Linked DNA regions of Homo sapiens: region 1 is linked to region 2. Evidence: read pairs that join two places in POLR2A ChIA-PET (ENCODE). Cell type or tissue: OCI-LY7. All regions are shown on one strand. Each heading gives the region's core, and the rest is flanking DNA. Links, peaks and the distances in the headings are about the cores only.

Region 1 (12,848 bases), core at 3,671-8,670, 95 kb before region 2:
GTAGCTGGGACTACAGGCGCCCGCCACCATGCCCAGCTAATTTTTGGGTTTTTAGTAGAGATGGGGTTTCACTGTATTGGTCGGGCTGGTCTCAAACTCCTGACCTCAGGTGATCCGCCCACCTCGGCCTCCCAAAGTGCTGGGATTACAGGCATGAGCCACCTCACCTGGCCAAGAGATGCTCCCAAGAACGGGCTGGAACCACCCACCTCCAGAGTTGGAGGCAAGCACACCAATCAACTGCAAGACACAGAGGGTCAAGTGGCACTCTGTATTTTTTTTAGTAGAAACGGGGTCTCACCATGTTGGCCAGGCTGGTCTCAAACTCCTGACCTCAGATGATCTGCCCGCCTCGGCCTCCCAAAGTGCTGGGATTACAGGCGTGAACCACCACGCCCAGCCACCTCTGACGTCTTATGTTGATGAGTTATAAAGGGTAAGCCACCCATGCATTTTTGGGAATACATCCTTTACTTGTTTATGGCACATTACCGTTTATCATAGTGTTAGATTTAATTTTCAAGTATTCTATATTAGACTTTTACACCAACGTTTCTAAGTAGTGTGGTTTTCTGCACTGTCAGCATTTGAGAACAAAGCTATATCAACTTTGTGACACACACAGGCTGTTGTCCATCTGTTCCTTGGCTCTGTGACAGTCTCTACAAAGCATTTACAGGCTCTACTTCTTCAACATTTTTCAAAATTTTCCCTCAAAACTATTTGATACAACTATCTTTCTTTTTTTTTTTATTTTTTTTTTTGAGACGGAGTCTTGCTCTGTGACCCAGGCTGGAGTGCAGTGGCGCAATCTCAGCACACTGCCAGCTCTGCCTCCCGGGTTCATGCCATTCTCATGCCTCAGCTTCCCGAGTAGCTAGGACTACAGGTGCCCACCACCACGCCCGGCTAATTTTTTGTATTTTTAGTAGAGACAGAGTTTCACCATGTTAGCCAGGATGGTCTCAATCTCCTGACCTTGTGATCCGCCCGCCTCTGCCTCCTAAAGTGCTGGGATTACAGGCGTGAGCCACCGCGCCCAGCCTCTTTCTTTCCACCGCGCCCAGCCTCTTTCTTTCTTTCTTTCTTTTTTTTTTTTTGAGACAGAGCTTCGCTCTTGTTGCCCAGGCTGGAGTGCAATGGTGCGATCTCAGCTCACAGCAACCTCCGCCTCCCGGGTTCAAGCTTCCGGAGTAGCTGGGATTACAGGCATGCGCCACCATGCCCGGCTAATTTTGTATTTTTAGTAGAGACGGGGTTTCTCCATGTTGATCAGGCTGGTCTCGAACTCTGGACCTCAAGTGATCTGCCCGCCTCGGCCTCCCAAAGTGCTGGGATTACAGGCGTGAGCCACCGCACCCAGTGATACAACTATCTTTCAATCGTTTTTAAGAGTTACTGTCTATCCAGTCATTTTAATTTTTTTTTTCACATCTGCTTAGTTTTTCATTTAGTTAAGTATTAAGGACCAGCTAATCAACTCATTAGATTGGTCAAGGCAAGACACTTGAACTACACAGCAGGATTTAAAAAGCAGTTGGTTTTTGGTAGTTCTCTGGTAACCACACAAACACATACACACAAATTTGTAGAGTACTCTGAATATAGGATTTCCCCCGTGATCTTGTATAATGCCCTGTTCACAATCTGCAGTATTTTGGAAATTATATAAATTGGACACGGCCAAATTAAAGATATCTCATAAACTCCTATAAAGTATTTGGGAACTTCAGCTGTATTCCCAAAAAAATCAGTTTTAAACTATAAAGACAAAAATGCATATAAAATCAAAACAGATTTAACAGACATCTTTGAAAAAAATCAAATTACAGTTCAATTTTCTACTTTTTCAAATATGACTAAAAAAAAAGTTACAAGTAGTAATGTCTATCATTTTTTTTTAAAAAAACCCTAATGATTTTTTTTTTTTTTTGAGATGGAGTCTCGCTCTGTCACCCAGGCTGGAGTGCAGTGGTGTGATCTCAGCTCACTGCAGGCTCCGCCTCCTGGGTTCACACCATTCTCCTGCCTCAGCCTCCTGAGTAGCTGGGACTATAGGCACCCGCCACCACGCCCAGCTAATTTTTCATATTTTTAGTAGAGACGGGGTTTCACTGTGTTAACCAGGATGGTCTCCATCTCTTGACCTCGTGATCCGCCCGTCTCAGCCTCCCAAAGTACTGGGATTACAGGCCTGAGACACTATGCCCAGTCATGATTTTTTTTTAAGAGACAGGGTCTCAGGCCAGGTGCAGTGGTTCACAGCTGTAATCCCTAAATCTCTACTAAAAATACAAAAAACTAGCCAAGCGTGGTGGCACATGCCTGTAATCCCAGACACCTGGGAGGCTGAGGCAGGAGAATCGTGCCATTGCATTCCAGCCTGGGCAACAAGAGTGAAACTCCATTTCAGAAAAAAAAAGAGATGGAGTCTCAAAAGCTGGTCTCGAACTCCTGCACTCAAGTGATCTGCCTGCCTCGGCCTCCAAAAGTGCTGGCATTACAAGTGTAAGCCACCACCCCCAGCCAGATTCTTTAATAAATTTCAGTCATTATATTTCCCTGGCACAGATTTATTAGCATAGCACCAAACATGGTAACCCCGATAAATATTAAAATATTTTCCTATCACAATGATCACAAATCTAATTATTAGTATACATTTCCTTAAATGGTAGCCCTCTGTTAAATGGTAAGCTCTCTGGGGACAGTGAATTTTTTCATCCCATTCCCTGCTCTATCTATATCCCTAGTACCTACTGGGTACCTAGAATGTACTCAAGAAATAGCTGTGGGCCAGGCGCAGTGGCTCATGGCTGTAATCCCATCACTTTGGGCAGACTGCTGGAGTTCAGGAGTTTGAGACCAGCCTGGGCAACATGGTGATACCCTGACTCTATAAAAAAATTTTTTTAATTAGCCAGGCATGGTGGTGCTTGCCTGTAGTCCCAGCTACTCAGGAGGCTGAGGTGGGAGGATTGCTTGAGTCTGGGAAGTCGAGGCTGCAATGAGCCATGATTGTGCCACTGCACTCCAGTCTGGGTGACAGAGTGAGACCCTATCTCAAAAAAAAAAAAAAAGGAAAAATAGTTGGGAAGCTATGAATGAAATTAAAGCCTCTTTTTTTTTCTTTGTTTTACCTATTGTCCTTTTATTTTTCTACATTAGAATTGCCAAAGTCACATTTTTTTTCCTTTTTTTTTTAAGTACTGGATCCTAAATGACTTATCTATTTTATATTTTTAATTTCAAATTTATTAATTTCAAAGTTGTATTCAAAAGAAAATTAATAATCGTAAATTATTTCCTAAAAAATGAGACTGAAATAAATGAAAATAAATTAATCTATTGGCCTAAAGTTAGAAAAAAGAATAAAACAAACTTTGCCATTATTTTAGGTTTGTATTATGTAAAGAACATGAAACTTTCTTATTCAATCTAAACTCCATTTCAGTTGGAGACTTATTCCACTGAAATTTATCATCATGACTGATATATCTGTCTTTGCTTTTATCTGTTTCACATTTTAATATTATAATGCTTCCTTTGTTGTAAATATGATTTTATTTAGTTTCTTCACCTCTTATGATCTGCAAAGCATATTTCTTGCTTTTCAATTCTAGTAGCATACCGTTTACTACTTTTAAAAAATCTTGACTTGGCAGGACGCGGTGGCTCACTCCTGTAATCCTAACACTTTGGGAGGCTGAGGCGGGTGGATCACCTGAGGTCAGGAGTTCGAGACCAGCCTAGACAACACGGCAAAACCCCATCTCTACTAAAAATGCAAAAATTAGCCAGGCATGGTGGCAGGCGCCTGTAATCCCAGCTACTTGGGAGGCTGAGGCAGAAGAATTGCTTGAACCCAGGAGGAAGAGGTTGCAGTGAGCTGAAATTGCACCACTACACTCCAGCCTGGGCGACAGAGCGAGGCTGTCTCAAAAAAAAAAAAAAAGTTTGCTTCTTTTTTCCAGCAGCATTCCAAGAGAGAAATGACAGGACGTGAACTAAGCCCAGGACTAGGCAATTAAAGGAGAGGGAATAGATTTGAGAGCAGTGAAGGGCATACTAACCAATGGAGAAGAAGAATAAACAAAGCTAGGCAGCAAGCAGTGCCTTAAGGGCCCCCAAAGTCCATGTTGAGGAGGAGTTGGGGGCTCATGCTGAATGTCTCTCAAGCTCACTTCCCACAACAGCAACCCTTGCAACACACACCTCACTAGACCCTCACCCCCTCACCGTAACCCATGAGGCGGATATTATCATTTCCATTCTACAGATGAATAAACACAGTTCAGAAAAGTTCAACTGAATTCTGGTCTTTGGAATCCAAAAACGTCTTGAGCTACCACTGGGCAGCTGAGGCAGGGTTAGGCTGTGTGGGAAAACCAAGGACAAGACTTTGACCCACTGGATCAACCTTACCATCGAGTTGTAGGCAACAAAAAGAACATACCTGATAAAATGGAAAACAGAAAGCAGCAGCTAATTCAGCGCTAACTGGTGGTGAACAGAGAACACAGTCTCAGAGATCAGGGATAAGATTTCCAGTGGGCACTGGGCTCCCACACTGCCAGTTACCTGAACAACCCTGGGTTATCTGGCCATCTCGGCATATTTAGTAATCATGGAGGTGGGGATGTTTGGATGACAAATTATCTGGTCAACCCAGCAATGCCCCGCATTTGAACTATGTTTACCAATATTTATAGATTATCCTGTGCAAATTTCACAGGCCCACTGCAGAGCAGTGATTCAGAAACTTTTTTGGTCATAGACCTGTTAAGAATCTGATGAAAGCTATAATCTCCCTCTCCACAAAAATAACAAATACAAAATCGTCTATGTAATTTTGACACGTTCATATCCTTTGACAGAGCAACTCCACTTCCAGGAATTTGTCCTACAGATATACAAGCACAAGGACAAAGACAGGTACAAGGATATTTGTGGTGGCATTGTTTAAAATAGGAAACCCTCTGAAACAAACCTGAAGTCCACCAGTAGGGCACTGGTGAAATAAACCAGGGAAGTGGGGGCAGGATGGGGTGAGGGAGTACAGACAGCACCGGCTTCAGGTTTAGCTTCCCTTTAAAAGATGCAGGGGCCTTCCTGCCCCCCACCCAACCTGGTGCCCCCAACTCAGCAAGGTCCCTGGAGAGGAAGAAATGCAAGCAACCGCGCAGGAGGAGGCTAAATAATGAATTGTAAGTGTGTGTTTTCTTTGGCCAGGGCAGTCTGGCCAAGCTCTGGGGGCTGCTGGGCAAACATTTTTCATATTTTAGTAGCTGGCCTATGCCCAAGGCAGTCAAAAGTTAAGCAAGCTTTGAATGAGCTGCTCCCTTGCTCTCCACGGCCCCAAGAATTCTTAATGAGGTTCTAAGGCAGCGGCCTCCAGGCCCCCAGCAAACTGGTCATGTTGCCTTAAATATCACTCACCCTTCACTACTTTTAATGAATGCAAATGATTCAGCAACAAAACACTTAGCCTGAAGTGAAATCCGTCTTTGTGCAGCCGGTTTCACCAGCTTGCTGACAGCCCAGCTCAGGCAGGGCCCTACCGGACAGGCAGGCAGGCTGGCCCAGCACAGCCGCAGGTGCCCAGGCTAGCCCAGGCAGACCCCTGCACACCCAGGGCAGCAGCAAAAGGCAGGAAGTGCAGAGCACAAGGGAAGCTCTCCATCCCACCTACCACCCCAGCGACCAGGTGCAGACCTTCACATCTCCACCTCTTTATGACTCTGGCTCCAGGGCAGAGGAAAGTGTGAGCAGGAAAAACAAAAGGTATTTATTTGATCTAAGGAATGGGGCTTAGTTCCAGGCACCTCAAAGGCTTGTCCGGTCACCACCCACCCCCACCTCCCCTTCACCTGAGGCCAGGTTCCAGAGGAACTCAGAAAGAGAACCCGCAAAGCTCCCTTGGATCCCGGTCCTCCTTCACCAACTGCAAGGAAGTGACAAAAACGGAGACAGTGTGAAGAACCCAATTTACACCGTTTTCGAAGTTCTGTTTTGGCAGCAAAAACTGAAAGCAGTTTTTCAGGAGTCTGAGAGCAACTTTTAACTAATTTCTCTCCAACCTGAGGCTCAGGGGGATTTCTTGCCCTGTCAGCCTGATCAACACCTCTCCCCGAGGCTGAGATAGCAGGCCTGGCCCAGAACAGGCAGCTGTTAATTCAGCTGCCACATCTTCACCCGAGAGGCCAGCCGCTGGCGGGAGACCCACAGAGGTCCATGCAGGCTCTCTCTAGGCTTTCTTGGTTGTGGATACAAATATGGAATCGGAGGGCATTAGACCCAAACTAGGCAACTGGCTGAACTCAGGACTACTGAGAGCTTACACATATCTGTGTAGCTGCATTAGATATAAAAAGGGCTTTGAAGTATTTGTTGACTTGGTTTAAAAGAAACCATGGTCCCTTTCAACCCTCACAGGACAATGAAGACAAGATCAGTCTCCCCAACAGAAAAAAGTTTCTCATTGTATCTTAGAGGGCCTCCAAAAATAAGTTGTATTGCATCAAAAATGCCCTTAGCTGTACATCCATCTTTTAGAAAAAGAGCACTGCAATTTTCTTAAAACAATCAGGAAGAACATTTCAATGCTGTTCTTCCCCATCATTTAAGGCACACCATCTATTATACAATACCTTATTCTTCAAAACACTCTCATAGGAAGCCAACCGAAGCGGAGAAGAGCATTCCTTAATCGAGGGGCTGAGTCTCCTAGCCCCTGGGACTCTTAAGTTCTTGCCTTCCATAAATTGGCCCCTTTCCTTCCTGGGCCTCAGTGACAACGCAGAAAGAATGCTTTCCGAAACCCATATGTGGTAAAGTGCTTAAGCCTACAGAAGTGAACAGGTAGAAGGCTTGACACACGCATCTACACAGCAATCTACTGTGGGTTTTTTTGTTGTTGTTGTTTTGGTTTGTTTGTTTGTTTAAGACAGAGTTTCATTCTTGTTGCCCAGGCTGGAGTGCAATGGCACAATCTTGGCTCACTGCAACCTCCGCCTCCCAGGTTCAAGCGATTCTCCTGCCTTAGCCTCTCAAGTAGCTGGGATTACAGGCATGCGCCACCACACCTGGCTAACTTTTTTTTTTTTTTTTTTTTTTTTAGTAGAGACTGGGTTTCTCCATGTTGGTCAGGCTGGTCTCGAACTCCCTACCTCAGGTGATCCGCCTGCCTCAGCCTCCCAAAGTGCTGGGACTACAGGCGTGAGCCACTGCGCCCGGCCTTTTTATTTATTTATTTATTATTATTATTATTTTGAGACAGAGTCTCGCTCTGTAGCCCAGGCTGGAGCGCAGTGGCATGATTTCAGCTCACTGCAACCTCCGCCTCCCGGTTCAAGCAATTCTCCTATCTCAGCCTCCCAAGTAGCTGGGACTACAGGTGCCCACAACCACGCCTGGCTAATTTTTGTATTTTCAGTAGAGACAGGGTTTCACCATGTTGGTCAGGCTGGTCTTGAACTCCTGACCTCAGGTGAGCCACCGTGGCCTGGCCAGCAATCTATTTTAAAAAACAATTTTGTGGCCGGGCGCAGTAGCTCATGCCTGTAATCCCAGCACTTTGGGAGACAGAGACGGGCGGATGACGAGGTCAGGAGATCGAGACCATCCTGGCTAACACGCTGAAACCCCGTCTCTACTAAAAATACAGAAAAATAAAAATAAAAAATTAGCCAGGCATGGTGGCAGGCGTCTATAGTCCCAGCTACTCGGGAGGCTGAGGCAGGAGAATGGCGTGAACTCAGGAGGCGGAGCTTGCAGTGAGCCGAGATCGTGCCACTGCACTCCAGCCTGGGCGACGAGACGGACTCCGTCTCAAAAAAAAAAAAAAAATTTGCTTTTGATATTCATACAAAAGGGACACAACTTTGTCTCTTCACCTACCATATAAACCCCATAACCAAACCACCCCACCATCAAATGAACCAGAAAGCAACCAAAAAAAGAATTCCTTAGCCTTTGGGAAGTTACAACGTGACTGAAGGGGGAAAACTGGTGAGGCAGGAGAACAGGGTCTGCAGGCAGGGAATCTAAGGCTGTTTCACACCGACGTCCTCCAACTAAATTGAAATGAAAGCCCTATCTACTTTCCAGGCCTAAGTAACAAAAAGAGCAGAGGCTACTACTCCCTTTGAACTTTTTTGCCAGGCAGATGGGAAATTGGCTGTCTGCAGCCAATCATACTGAGTGCGAATCCTGTCTTCGTTTGCAACTTTGTAACTTTACTCCAGCCTCTGAATGGTTGCTGTCCACAACCAATCAGACTGACTGCTGGCCCAGTCTTCCTTTGCGTAGAAGTATAACTTTAACTTCACCCTAGCCTCTGACTGGTTGCTTTTTCTAACCAATGAGATGTTTGCACAGGAGCATGACATTTGCATGAAGTGGCCAGTGGGAAACTTTTAGGGGGTATTTGGGTCCAGGAAGATTCTGTATCCCAGCCCTTAAGCCGCTGCTTGGGTCTGCTCCCACACTGTGGAGTGTACTTTCATTTTCAATAAATCCCTGCCTTCGTTCTTCTGTTGCTTCATTCTTTCTTTGCTTTGCTGGGGGTTTTGTCCAATTCTTTGTTCAAAACACAAAGAACCTAGACACTCACAGTCATGACCCTTTACCAGTGACAATGGCATTCAGCAATGCTTGGGTAGCACAAAATAGAATGGATGGCAACCAGCTGTCTCCACAAAGTTAGAATCAGCCCCACACAAGTGTGCTGCTGGGGAAGAAAACGCTAGCATCTCCTGTCCGTCTCCTGCCTGCCTGACCCAGGTCTCCATCCTCTGAGCTCCTGACATTTACTGTGTGCCTCTCTTTGGTCTTCTCTGTATCCTTGTCTTGTTAATCACTCTCTCCAGATTCTGTCTTGATTCACCTACCAGCAATCCATTCCTGGAGTGAACCTCCAGTGTCCCCCAGCTCAGCCTTTCAAAATGGAGACTTTGAATTAGCCGGGCGTGGTCGTGGGCGCCTGTAATCCCAGCTACTCTGGAGACTGAGGCAGGAGAATCGCTTGAACCTGGGAGGTGGAGATTGCAGTGAGCTGAGATTGTGCCGTTGCACTCCAGCCTGGGCAACAAGAGTGAAACTCCGTCTCAAAAAAAAAAAAAAAAAAAAAAAGGAGATCCTATCATTAGAGAGTCACTGTATTCTTTCCATAATAGATAGACTGTCTGCCTTGTTAGGGACACCTACCTCCTCTTGTAAACATCTCTTGCCTTATAAAGACTTAAAGTCACCCCGCCCCCCTGCCATCAGCATGCACACATGCATACAATACTTAGCATGATGCTTTATGCCTTAAGCATCATTTGTTATTTACATGCCAGACTAAAAGGAAAACAGGTTTTATTGAAAGTTACTGGTAGATGGGAAGCAAAACTAGGCCTGTAAATTACAGTTATAACCATCACAGATAAGCATCACAGTCATAGCCATCACAGATAACCATCACAGCTATAACCACCACAGATAACCATCACAATTATAACTACCACAGATAACCATCAGTTATAACCTCCACAGATAACCATCACAGTTATAACCTCCACAGATAACCATCACAGTTATAGCCAACTTTTACTGAGCATTCACAGTATCACAGACTAAGTCCTTCACATATACTGAATTTAGAAGATGCTCCATTATTTATGTGCACCAAGAGGACAAAGTGGTACTAGTTGAACTAAGGCACAATGTTATATACAGTAGTCCCCCCAATCCTGGGGGGGATATGTTCTATGACCCCCCAGTGGATGCCTAAAACCTCAGGTAGTAACAACCCCCAAATGTTATGTTTTATGCCTATATATACATACCTACAATAAAGTTTCATTTATACATTAGGCACTTGACATCTGTAATCCCAGCACTTTGGGAGGCTGAGGTAGTAGGAGGATTGCTTGAGTCTAGGAGTTCAAGATCAGCCTGGGCAACAGAGCAAGAGCCTATCCCTACAAAAATTTAGCTGGGCGTGATGGCACACACCTGTAGTGCCAGCTACTTGGGAGGCTGAGGTGGGAGGATCACTTGAGCCCAGGAGGTCGAGGCTGCAGTGAGCCATGATTGCACCACTGCATTCCAGCCTGGGCAACAGAGCAAGACCATATCTCTAAAAAACAAATAAATAAATTAGGCACAGTAGGCCGGGCACAGAGGCTCACGCCTGTAATCCCAGCACTTTGGGAGGCCGAGGTGGGTGGATCACGAGGTCAGGAGTTCAAGACCAGCCTGACCAACATGGTGAAGCCCCATCGCTACTAAAAATACAAAAATTAGCTGGGCGTAGTGACACGTGCCTGTAATCCCAGCTGCTCAGGGGGCTAAGGCAGGAGAATCACTTGAACCCGGGAGGTGGAGGTTGGAGTGAGCTGAGATCGCGCCACTGCACTCCAGCCTAGGCCACAGAGCAGGACTCCATCTCAAAAATAAAATAAATTAAAAAAAGAGTTACTTGAACCCAAGCATCTGATACCCTGACATTCGATAAACTGGACAAAGGGATGATTCATGTCCTGGGCGGGATGGAGTGGGATATCAAGAGATTTTATCATGCTACTCTGAATGGCATAAAACTTAAAACTTGTAAGTTGTTTATTTCTGTAATTTTCCATTTAATATTTTTTGACCATGGGTAGCTGAAACCACAGAAAATGAAACCACAGATAAGGGGTGACTACCGTAATTAATTATAAGTTACATCCCAATTTCAAAGATGTGCAAATGTGAAAAGAAAAAACATCTAAGAGTTAATGAAATGCAGTACCATCTCACTCAACTCTTGCAAGAACTCTAACGAGACTGGTATTATTATTCCTATCTTACAAAAGAGGAAACCGGCCAGGCGCAGTGGCTCACGCCTGTAATCCCAACACTTCGAGAGGCCGAGGTGGGTGGATCACCTGAGGTCAGGAGTTGGAGACCAGACTGGCCAACATGGTGAAACCCCATTTCTACTAAAACAAAAATATACAAAATTAGCCAGCCATGGTGGTGTGGGCCTGTAGTCCCAGCTAGTTGGGAGGCTGAGCCAGGAGGGTCACTTGAACCCAGGAGACAGAGATTGCAGTGAGCCAAGATCACGTCACTGTACTCCAGCTTGGGCGACAGAGTGAGACCCCATCTCCAAAACAAAAAAAAAAAAAAAAAAGAGGAAACCGAAGCTCAGAGAAGTGAAGTAAACTAAGGTCTCTCAGCCAGTAAGCTGTGGAGCCAGAAGTCAGTTCCTGAACAGATTTCTGAATTTCCCTGGGAAGCGGGGAGCAAGGAGGGGGCAGCCAGGCTTCAGACAGATCCTTCTTGGTTAGGCTGACCCATCAGAGGCAAATAACCCTGACTTGGCTGATCCCTAAAATCAGGGTCTTTCTTCAAGTGCACCTTCACAGGTCCTACTTCCAGAAACAACAACAAAAAAAAAGAAAACAGGTTTCCCTAGCTCCTTCCTTACAAAACTGGCTGGAAGTGAGGGGGGAACCTCTCAGCCAACTTGTTATATATAAAGCACATTTAACGAGCCTTTCAGGTCCTGGGAGTAGAAGAAGGAAGGATTCATTGGAAATCTGATACTTTGGCAACCAAGCGGGAGGGACAAGGCCCTGAGCATCAGAGCCTGAGGATAAACACCATCCCAAACCTTTGTCTGCCAGAAGGAGATACTTCCTGGGGGAGCAGGAGGCAGCAATGCTTTGTATGACAAAGCCCACCTAACAACAACCTCCACTGGAGACCTGGCTAGGGTCTTTGTACAACCCACCTAACCATAAACCCTCTATCTTTTCCCAAACCTGCTGGGGTCCCTCTCTCCACAAATACCTGTGACCATCATAAACGCCCTTAAACAGCCCCAGTTTACTGCTCAGCCTGCCTGCTGCTAAATGAGGGCATTTGTTTCAAATTTGCAAATACCGACAGCAGTGGAAACCTAAGTCCACCCCTAAAATGAAATGTTCTGCATTCCTCCAGGCCTGAAGCACCAGCTTCAAAAGCTGCAAGAGGCCCCGGCTGTTTACTCACTGGTGGGGCTATTGGGAGAAGTATTTTCCTGCTCCCTGAGGAGGCTCCTTTGATCCAGGCAGAGTGGGAAGGGGCAGAGAGCGGTGCCACCTGCACCAAGGCTAGGCTGAGCCCACGCTCTCCTACCCCTTTCTGGGTCACCAGCGGCAGCTGTGCAGTGCCTGGAAAAGGGAGTCTCTTGGAAAGGCCCAAGTAGAGACTCGCCTAAAATTGCTGTCTGGAGACAGAGCAAGCTGGCTTGGTGGCTTCCGCAGGATCTCTCAAGCCATGTTCAAAGGCCCTTCAGGCAAAGGTAAAGAGGGTAAGGAAAGACACAGGAGGCTGTACAACCCCTGAGAGCACCCCAGCCTCTTACATAGGCAGTAACAAAGGACAAGGTCCCCACCCTGTTTTTCCCAGTCCATGGCACAGCTCAGGACACTCCATCAAAACAGGGTGCAGGTGTTTATTAAATAACAGCCTTTTGTTCTAAGAAGTTTTGCTAAAGGGGAGGGGGGATAGGAGAGAGAGAGACCTTCCTACAGGTCTCCAGGGCTGTTCCAGGACCCAGCCTAGCCCCCTCCCCTCAGTACTCCTCCGGTAAGAGGCCTGGATCCCTGGGGTAGAGGAGGAGCTCAGATCGTGGGCAGAAAAGCTGCTGCGTAGCTGGGCATTTTTTTAATTGGTCAGTTTAACAACTGGTTTAATCTGCTAAAGGAACTAAACTGATAGAATGCTTTGTTCTTTGTGCTGGAACTATTAAGAGATCGACAGCATTTCCTTTTTTTCTCCCCCCTGAGGCTGTAAGACAATGTTTTCTTTGTGATTTGTTTTGTTTTTCAGGT
Region 2 (10,449 bases), core at 149-5,148:
CAGGCTGGAGTGCAGTGGCAGAATGTTGGCTCACTGCAACCTGCACCTCCCAGGTTCAAGTGATTCTCCTGCCTCAGCCTCCCGAGTAGCTGGGATTACAGGCACCCGCCACCATGCCAGCTACTTTTTGTATTTTTTGTAGAGATGGGGTTTCTCCACGTTGGCCAGGCTGGTCTTGAACTCCTGACCTAAATTAATCCACCTGCCTCGGCCTCCCAAAGTGTTGGGATTACAGGTGTGAGCCACCGTGCCCAGCCTAAAAGCTATCCCTTTTTAAAGGCATAGCTCCCAGACACAGGTGTTACAGCCCCATGAAGTCCATTTTCAGAAGTCTAAATACAGGTATTTGCAGGGCTGTCTGCCCACAGGTACTCCTGGACTGTCCAGGCAGCCCCCTGTTGGGAGAGGAAAGAAGCTAAACCACAGGACAGCCCTTGCCCCCAAACAGAGTCTAGAATAGGACTAGGCAGAGGCCATGTCCAGCTGGGTACCCTCACCACAGGGAAAGGGAAAGGTGACCTCTTGGCCTCATACCTGCCATCTCCCGCTCCTCTCCAGCTCCCATCCCAAACTCTTACTCCTTACCATAATAATAGAAGAACTTGAAATCCTCTGGGGTGGGGGAGGGAAGGAAGACAGAAATGTTATTAATTGCATCCTCTGAATTTTTTATAAAAACAATGATGTGGACTTGTCACCTATCTAGGGATGAGAGAACAGGAGAGGAGCACCGGGTCCAGCCTGTGGGTCCCGTGTATTAGACATGGCAAGGCATCTGGAGGTCTGAGGTCTCCCTTTCTACATATGGCAGATGAGTTGCACCTTGGGGTGGGGGAAGTGGTAGTAAGAGAAAAGCAGGTTGGGGGCCAGCACTTGGTGTGTATCCAGACACTCCTCTGCCTCAGGCCTCCATTTCCCTGCCTTAAGAACAACTAGGCCAGGCACGGTGGCTCACACCTGTAATCCCAACTCTTTGAGAGGCAGAGGCGGGCGGATCACGAGGTCAGGAGTTTGAGAGCAGCCTGGCCAACATGGTGAAACCCTGCCTCTACTAAAGATACAAAAAATTAGCTGGGCGTGGTGGCACGTGCCTGTAATCTCAGCTACTCGGGAGGCTGGGGCAGGAGAATCTCTTGAACTCGGGAGGCAGAGGTTGCAGTGAGCTGAGATCATGCCATTGCACCCCAGCCTGGGTGATAGGGCGAGACTCCGAATCAAAAAAAAAAAAAAAGAACAACCAAACCCTTATCTGTGGAGCTTGGTGCTCAATAACACCTTGGGCCAGACTGCCTGCCTGGGTTCAATCCTGGCTCGCCACTTATTAGCTGAGTAATATCCAGAAAGTCTGCACCTCAGTTTTCTCATCTACAAAATGGGATGACAACCATACCTACCTTATAGCACTATCGTAAGGATAGAGATGAACAGTTCCTCGCACTAAAGAAGCATTTTTTTTTTTTTTGAGACAGAGTCTGGCTCTGTCACGCACTAAAGAAGCATTTTTTTTTTTTTGAGACAGAGTCTGGCTCTGTCACCCGGCTGGAGTGCAGTGGCGCAATCTCAGCTCACTGCAACCTCTGCCTCCCGGGTTCAAGCAATTCTCCTGCCTCAGCCTCCGGAGTAGCTGAGATTACAGGTGCGTGCCACCACGCCCGGCTAATTTTTTGTCGTATTTTTAGTAGAGACGGAATTTCACCATGTTAGCCAGGCTGATCTCGATCTCCTGACCTCATGATCCGCCCGCCTCAGCCTCCCAAAGTGCTGGGATTACAGGTGTGAGCCACCGTGCCCAGCCCTAAAGAAGCATTTTATAAGAGGTACCTTCTACTACCACCACTACTATTACTATTATTTCCCATATCCAGGTTTTAGGAATGCAGCCTAGAATCTCCTTCCTATGCTAGCACAACTCAAATGTTCCGTTGAGTCCATTATCCTCATTTAAAAATGGGGGATCCTGGCCGGGCACAGTGGCTCATGCCTGCAATCCCAGCACTTTGGGAGGCCGAGGCAGGTGGATCACCTGAGGTTGGGAGTTCAAGACCAGCCTGACCAACATGGAGAAACCCCAACTCAACTAAAAATACAGTTAGCCGGGCGAGGTGGCGCATGCCTATAATCCCAGCTACTCGGGAGGCTGAGGCAGGAGAATTGCTTGATCTTGGCAATGAGCTGAGATCATGTCATTGCACTCCACCCTAGGTAACAAGAGTGAAACTCTGTCTCAAAAAAGAAAAAGAAAAGGAAGAAAATCAGGAACCTAGGAAATCACTGCATCTTCCAAGACTCAGTTTAAGTCCCACCTTCTTCCAAAAAGTCTTCTCAGATCTTTCCAGCCCTTGGGTGTCACCCCCTCTTTTTGATACCACTTGTCTCTTCCCTTGGCGCTGTGACTGCTCACCCCCTAGTGACACCTCTTAGTCTCTTCATGTGTCATTCCCCTAACTAGATGGCAAGTCCTTTGAAAGCCAGGACCCTGTTTGTACCCCTCTGGGTGCCCCCAGCACTAACACCTAATAGGAATTCAATGAAGGTTTGGTTGGTTGGTTGACCAGGAGCCAAAGCTCTCAGGTCCTGCCCAGGCTCCTCCCCACAGACTCTTCCTCTCCTGCCCCAACTCAGGAATCCTCAGAACAGGGGGCTATACAGCATTAGGAGCAGAGTCTGAAGGAGAAACATCAGTGATACTAGGGTGAGGGGCTCAGTGCCAACCTGACAACAAGACTCCATCCTTCCAGGTAAGATGCAGACACCCTGTACTTCCACACACCTCACACTGAGGAGGCAGCCAGAGAGGGGCATTCTTCCCAGAAAGGGAAAAGGAAGGCCTCAATGTTTTCTGCTAACAAGAAGGTAGCCAGGCACGGTGGCTCATGCCTGTAATCCTAGCACTTTTGGAGGCCAAGGCGGGTGGATCACTTGAGGTCAGGAGTTCAAGACCAGCCTGACCAACATGGTGAAACCCTGAGTCTACTAAAAATGCAAAAAAACAATTAGCTGGGTGTGGTGGTGCACGCCTGTAGCCCCAGCTACTCAGGAGGCTGAGATGGGAGAATTGCTTGAACCCAGGAGGCAGAGGATGCAGTGAGCCAAAATCACACTACTGCACTGCAGCTTGGGATTCAGAGCAAGACTCTATCTCAAAAAAAAAAAAAAAAAAAGGTGGCCAGACGTGGTGGCTCACGCCTGTAATCCCAGCACTTTGGCAGGCCAAGGTGGCTAGATCAGGAGGTCAGGAGTTCGAGACCAGCCTGGCCAACATGGTGAAACCCCGTCTCTACTAAAAATACAAAAATTAGCTGGGCGTGGTGGCGGGCGCCTGTAATCCCAGCTATTCCGGAGGCTGAGGCAGGAGAATCGCTTGAACCTGGGAGGCGGAGGTTGCAGTGAGCCGAGCTCACGCCACTGCACTCTAGCATGGGCGACAGAGCAAGACTCCATCTCAAAAAAAAAGAGGTGGCAGGACTAGATCAGTGGTTTCCCAACGATTATTCCGGTAAGGTTTAGAGAGAACAGGGGGTCTTATGCTCCACCAATGGCCAGGCATGGTGGCTTATGCCTGCAATCCCAGCTCTTTGGGAGGCCGAGGCGGGCAGATCACCTGAGGTCAGGAGACCAGCCTGGCCAACATAGCAAAACCCTATCTCTACTAAAAATACAAAAAATTAGCCAGGCGTGATGGTGGGGGCCTGTAATCCGAGCTACTCAGGAGGCTGAGGTGGGAGAATCACTTGAACCTGGGAGACAGAGGTTGCAGTGAGCCGAAATCGTGCCACTGCAATCCAGCCTGGGCAACAGAATAAGACTCCATCTCAGAAAAAAACAAAACAAAACAAATGAAACAAAATAAAAACCACCCAATGAGCTGATATCTAAGGTCTTTTCTACACTAGCATTGTGTTATTGAAGGCTAGAGTGGCTGGAGAGCAGCTGAATGGGCTTAGTCTGCCCTGCCCCCTACCCCACTGAGCTGCCCTGGTTTATAAGGACCATTGGCTCCCAAGATCCAGACACAAGAAGCATCTGAGAGACAGCTGTTTCTGCCAGCGAAGCCCCTGGCTGCCAAGCCCCAATGAGGTATCCGCTGTCTATTCACCCTTCACTAGGAAACATGCATGTCAGAGGGAGGTGGGGGATATGTCAACTACTCATGGGCATTCAACCATTTCTCTTAAAAGCCCCAGCCACTAACTTGTGCATTCACCTGGGTTGGGGGTAGAAGGCAAGTGAGTCCCCTGAGAAGCTTCTGCAGCCATCAAAGCAGGGGTGGACACTGACCAAAGGCAACTTGGCCAATCTGTCCTCTACTCGCTACTTTGTCCTGCCCAGTTTCACTTCGGGACTCTATTTATTTATTTATTTTGAGACAGGGTCTCACTCTGCCACCCAGGCTGAAGTGCAGTGGTGCAATCTCAGCTCACTGCAACCTCTGCCTCCCAGGCTCAAACGATTCGCCTGCCTGAGCCTCCTGAGTAGCTGGGATTACAGGCGTGCACCACTAGGCCTGGCTAATTTTTGTATTTTCAGTAGAGACGGGGTTTCACCATGTTGGCCAGGCTGGTCTCGAACTCCTGACCTCAAGTGATCTGCCTGCCTCAGCCTCCCAAAGTGCTGGGATTACAGGCGTGAGCCACCGTGCCTGGCCTACTTTTCTGTAGTTTTTGTAGAGACAGGGTTTCACCATGTTGCCCAGGCTGGTCTCAAACTCTGGAGCTCAAGCAATCCACCCGCCTCAGCCTCCCAAAGTGCTGGGATTACAGGTGTGAGCCACCATACCTGGCCCTCACTTCTGGGACTCCATAGAGGCCATCTCTTCTGCCTGAAGTACTACTACTTTCACTTCCAAACTCTCAACAGGATCCATACTCCAAGAAGCCTTCCTAGATTCAGGCCTCCAGCAATCAAGTGGCACTGTGAATTTCCACACGACACTCATACTCAGAAAATTCCAACTAAACGTGCCTACTCTGAACCTATCCTGGTCCAGCCTATTCCGAACACGGCCATCATTAATAATTAAACCCACGCTGGGCACAGTGGCTCATGCCTGTAATCCCAGAACTTTGGGAGGCCGAGGCAGGCAGATCACGAGATCAGGAGTTTGAGACCAGCCTGACCAACATGGTGAAACCCTATCTTTACTAAAAATACAAAAATTAGCTGGGCGTGGTGGCACGCACCTGTATTCCCAGCTACTCAAGAGGCTGAGGCAGGAACATTGCTTGAACCCGGGAGGCAGAGGTTGCAGTGAGCCAGCATCACACCACTGCACTCCAGCCCGGGTGACAGAGTGAGACTCCGTCTCAAAAAAAAAAAAAAAAAAAAAAAAAAAAAAAAAAATATATATATATATATATATATATATATATATATATATATATAAATAAAACCCAAATATTCAAATATAAATAAAGAGATAGGGGCCTGGCATGGCGGCTCACGTCTGTAACCCCAGCACTTTGGGAGGCCAAGGCAGCAGATCACTTGAGAACAGTTCGAGACCAGCCTGGACAATATGGCAAAACCCCGTCTCTACTAAAAATACAGAAGTTGGCTGGGCATGGTGGCTCACCCCTATAATCCCAGCAGTTTGGGAGGCTGAGGTGGGCGGATCGCCTGAGGTCAGGAGTTGGAGACCAGCCTAACCAACATGGTGAAACCCTGTCTCTACTAAAAATACAAAATTAGCTTTTAGTACAAAATGTACTTTTAGTACAAAAATTAGCAGGGCATGGTGGCGGGCGCCTGTAATCTCAGCTACTTGGGAGGTTGAGGCAGGAGAATTGCTTGAACCCGGGAGGTAGATATTGCAGTGAGCTGAGATCGCGCCATTGTACTCCAGCCTGGGCAACAAGAGCGAAACTCCATCTCAAAAAATAAAATAAAATAAAAATAAAAATAAAAACGGCCAGGCACAGTGGCCCACGCCTGTAATCCCAGCACTTTGGGAGGCTGAGGTGGGCAGATCACCTGAGGTCAGGAGTTCAAGACAAGCCTGACCAGCATGGAGAAACCCCATCTCTACTAAAAATACAAAATTAGCCAGATGTGGTGGTGCATGCCTGTAATACCAGCTACTCAGGAGGCTGAGGGAGGAAAATCACTTCAGTCCGGGAGGCGGAGGTTGCAGTGAGCTGAGATCACGCCATTGCACTCCAGCCTGGGAAACAACAGCGAAACTCCGTCTCAAAAAATAAATAAATAAAAATAAATAAAATAAATAAAAATACAAAATTTAGCCGGGCGTGGTAGCGGGCGCCTGTAATCCCAGCTACTCAGGAGGCTGAGACACAAAAATCACTTGAACCCGGGAGGCAGAGGTTGCAGTGAGCCAAGACACTCCAGCCTGGGCAACAAAGGAAGAGTCTGTCTCAAAAATAAATACATAAAAAAACAAAGAGATAACAATATAATTTAAGCACTATAGAAAGTATTTAATATAAGAGAAAGATGAAACATACAATTACCAGAAAAAATGCAAAGATTAAATATTATATCTCTTTTGCATAATGAATTAACTGGCCTAATAAATGAAGATCATTTTAGTTTAAAATCCCAAAAATCAGAGGCCTTCTCTCCAGTAGTGACATCCAGAGCTCCATCTAGTGTTGCTTAATTCTTTCCTTCCTTCAATTATTAACTAAACATCATGCTAAGCATTAAAGATTAAAAGTTTATATGCAAATTCTATACCATAAAAAAAGATTAAAAGGTGACTAAGACATGGCCCTTGCCATCAAAGAGCTCACAGTCCACTAGGCAGGACAGACACAAATGCAGCTAACTGAACAAGGAAAATGCAAGAACAGAGAAGGCTGAGCTGTAAACTCTGCTTGGAAGAATTAGGGAAGATATCCCTGAAGAGGTGGCTTTTGATTTGTTTGTTTTTTTTTCTTTTTTGGCCCTTATTTTTTTTTTATTTTTTTTTATTTTTGAGACGGAGTCTCGCTCTGTCACCCAGGCTGGAGTGCAGTGGCGCCATCTCGGCTCACTGCAAGCTCCGCCTCCCAGTTTCAGCCATTCTCCTGCCTCAGCCTCCCGAGTAGCTGGGACTACAGGCGCCCGCCACCACGCCCGGCTAATTTTTTGTATTTTTTAGTAGAGACGGGGTTTCACCATGTTAGCCAGGATGGTCTCAATCTCCTGACCTCGTGATCCGCCCCGCCTCGGCCTCCCAAAGTGCTGGGATTACAGGTGTGAACCACCGCGCCTGGCCCCTTTTTTGGCTCTTAAAAAATAAACATGAGTTTAAATGGCCGGGTGCAGTGGCTCATGCCTATAATCCCAGCCCTTTGGGAGGCCGAGGCGGGCGGATCACGAGGTCAAGTGATCGAGACCATCCTGGCCAACATGGTGAAACCTCGTTTCTACTAAAAAAAAAAAAAAAAAAAATAGAAAGTCCCAGCTACTCGGGAGGCTGAGGCAGGAGAATGGCGTGAACCCCGGGGGGCGGAGCCTGCAGTGAGCCGAGATGGCGCCACTGCACTCCAGCCTGGGCGACAGTGAGACTGTCTCACTGTCTCACTCTCACAGGCTCGTGCCTGCAGCCCCAGCTACTCGGGGCTGAGGGGAAAAGATCCCTTGAGCCCAGGAGGTTGAGGCTGCAGTGAGCCATGATTGTACCACTGTACTCCAGCCTGGGGAACACAGTGAGACCCAAAAAAAAAAAGGAGAAAAATTAGTTGGGCGTGGTGGTGAGTGCCTGTAGTCCCAGCTACTTGGGAGACTGAGGCAGGAGAATCGCTTGAACCTGGGAGGCAGGGGTTGCAGTGAGCTGAGATCACACCACTGCACTCCAGCCTGGGCGACAGAGCGAGACTCCGTCTCAAAAAAAAAAAAAGAATAAACATGAGTTTAATAGGCAAAAAAAGACACAGGAGAAATAAAGCAGTCCGGGCCAGTGGAACTGCATCTGTGAGCACCCTGAGTCATAAAGGGGTTGTCATATCAGAAGATAGGAAGTTGGGCAGGGCACAGTGGCTCACACCTGTAATCCCAGCACTTTCAGAGGCCAAGGCAGGAGGATTGCTTCGGTCCAAGAGTTCGAGACCAGCCTTAGCAACATAATAAGAAACCTATCTCTACAAAAAATACAAAACTTAGCTGAGCACAGTGGCTCGTGCCTGCAGCCCCAGCTACTCAGGGGGCTGAGGGGAAAAGATCCCTTGAGCCCCAGGAGGTTGAGGCTGCAGTGAGCCATGATTGTACCACTGTACTCCAGCCTGGGGAACACAGTGAGACCCTATCTCCAAAAAAAAAAAAAAAAAAAAAGAAAGAAAAAGTTCGGTGGGACACAAAGGCAGGACTGGTGCTAGAAGAAGAGTGGGGCCAGCTCAGAGGGGTTGAGGGTGCCATGCTAGTGAGTTTGGATTTTAACTTGTAAGCAGTGAGATGCCAAAAATGGTTTTTAAGTAGAGGACTGATAAGACCAAGAAGGTTTTTAGAGTAACAACTCTGGCCTCAGAGAGGACAAGCTGAAGTGTGGGAAAATTTATTCCTCCCTCTGTCCCTACTCCCAGACTCAGGACAGGGCTCAGCACGTAGAGGAGTCTATGACATTAATTTTTTTTTTTTTTTTTGAGATGGAGTTTTGCTCTTGTTGCCCAGGCTGGAGTGCAATGGCGTGATCTTGGCTCACTGCAACCTCTGTCTCCCAGGTTCAAACGATTCTCATGCCTCAGCCTCCCGAGTAGCTGGGATAACAGGCTGGGATTACAGGCATGCCCCACCATGCCCAGCTAATTTTTGTATTATTAGTAGAGATGGGGTTTCACCATGTCGGCCAGGCTGGTCTCTAACTCCCAATCTCAGGTGATCCGCCCGCCTCGGCCTCCCAAAATGCTGGGATTACAGGCGTGAGGACATTGAATTTTTTTTTCCAAGGACAGATCAAGAAAGACCCTTACCTGCAGAGGCAGGTCAGTGGGGTCTCACCTGATCTCCCAAGGCTCCTTTCCATTCTAGGATTCACTTCTAGAATCTTAGAGCCAGCAGTATCACTTCATTCAAGACCACAAGAGACTCCAGAGTCACACAGACCTGGGTTGAATTCCAGCTCTGCCTTACTGCCTTACTGGCTGAATAAAAGCTACTTAACATTTCCTTTTGAGACAAGAGTCTTGCTCTCTCCCCCAAGCTGGAGTGCAGTGGCACAATCTCAGCTCACTGCAACCTCCACCTCCCAGGTTCAAGCAATTCTCCTGCCTCAGTCTCCCAAGTAGCTGGACCATGCCAGGCTAATTTTTGTATTTTTAGTAGAGACAGCGTTTCACCATGTTGGCCAGGCTAGTCTCGAACTCCTGACCTCAGGTGGTCTGCCCTCCTCGGCCTCCCAAAGTGCTGGGATTACAGGCGTGAGCCACTGTGCCCAGTTAACATTTCTAAGCCTCAGTTTCATCTGTGAAATGGGAATAATAATAATAAAGGAATCTCAGGGGAGTATTGTGAAGGTTAAATGAGACAATGTATGCAAAGTACTTAGCACAGTGCCTGGTACATAGTGTTGCACAGTATCCAGTCCCCTACCCCCTCCCCTCACCAAATTCATGTCCACCTAGAATCTGTGAATGTGACCTTACTTGGAAACAGGGTCTTTGCAGATGTAATCAAGTTAAAATGAGATCATACTGGATTGGGGTGAAACCTAAGTCCAATATGACTGGTGTCCTTAGAAGAGGAAAATTTGGACAGAGACAGAGACACATGGAGGAGAATGCTGTGTGAAGACAGAGGCAGAGATTAAAGTGATGCATCTACAAGGAATGCCAAAGATTGTCAAAAGCCACCAGAATCTAGGAGAGAGATGTGGAACAGATTCTTCCTTAGAACCTCAGAAGGACATGGCCCTGCCGACACTAATTTTACAACTTTTGGCCTCCAGAGCTGAGAGAGAATGTATTTCTTTTTTTGTTTGTTTTTTGTTTTTTGAGACAGAGTTTCCCTCTTGTCACCGAGGCTGGAGTGCAATGGCACGATCTCCTCTCACTGCAACCTCCGCCTCCTGGGTTCAAGCAATTCTCCAGCCTCAGCCTCCCCAGTAGCTGGGATTACAGGTGCGCCACCACTACGCCCGGCTAATTTTTGTATTTTTTTTTTTTTTTGAGACGGAGTTTCGCTCTTGTTGCCTAGTCTGGGTTGCAATGGTGCAATATCGGCTCACTGCATCCTCCGGCTCTTGGGTTCAAGCGATTCTCCTGCCTCAGCCTCCCTAGTAGCTGGGATTACAGGCATGTGCCACCACGCCTGGCTAATTTTTGTATTTTTAGTAGAGACAGGGTTTCACTATGTTGGTCAGGCTGGTCTTGAACTCCTGACCTCAGGTGATCCACCCGCCTCGGCCTCCCAAAGTGCTGGGATTACAGGTGTGAGCCACCATGCCCAGCCCAATTTTTGTATTTTTAGTAGAGACAGTGTTTTACCATGTTGGCCACGCTGCTCTCAAACTCCTGA

Evidence for each region. Peaks named below come from ENCODE experiments on the same cell type or tissue, not always from the same donor. Only the 100,000 strongest peaks of a DNase experiment are listed, where the experiment ranks them.
Region 1: POLR2A ChIA-PET joins it to region 2 with 13 read pairs; 10 of 35 experiments call an interaction of 5 or more read pairs at or near these places.

What each region holds. Positions count from the first base shown.
Region 1 is chr6:43,089,468-43,102,315 of GRCh38, reverse strand. All of the region lies in intron 1 of PTK7 (protein tyrosine kinase 7 (inactive)), which reads right to left. Among named protein-coding and RNA genes, the nearest start is that of PTK7, 20 kb to the right of the region's middle. RefSeq lists enhancers at 5,588-5,677, 5,718-5,787, 6,258-6,357, 10,907-11,500, 11,501-12,095 and 1 more. In OCI-LY7, for the core only: no CTCF peak of the experiment used is centred there; a DNase peak (open chromatin) is centred at 5,645; H3K4me3 peaks cover 1,463 bases; H3K27ac peaks cover 1,320 bases.
Region 2 is chr6:42,992,949-43,003,397 of GRCh38, reverse strand. All of the region lies in intron 2 of PPP2R5D (protein phosphatase 2 regulatory subunit B'delta), which reads right to left. Among named protein-coding and RNA genes, the nearest start is that of PPP2R5D, 14 kb to the right of the region's middle. In OCI-LY7, for the core only: no CTCF peak of the experiment used is centred there; no DNase peak of the experiment used is centred there.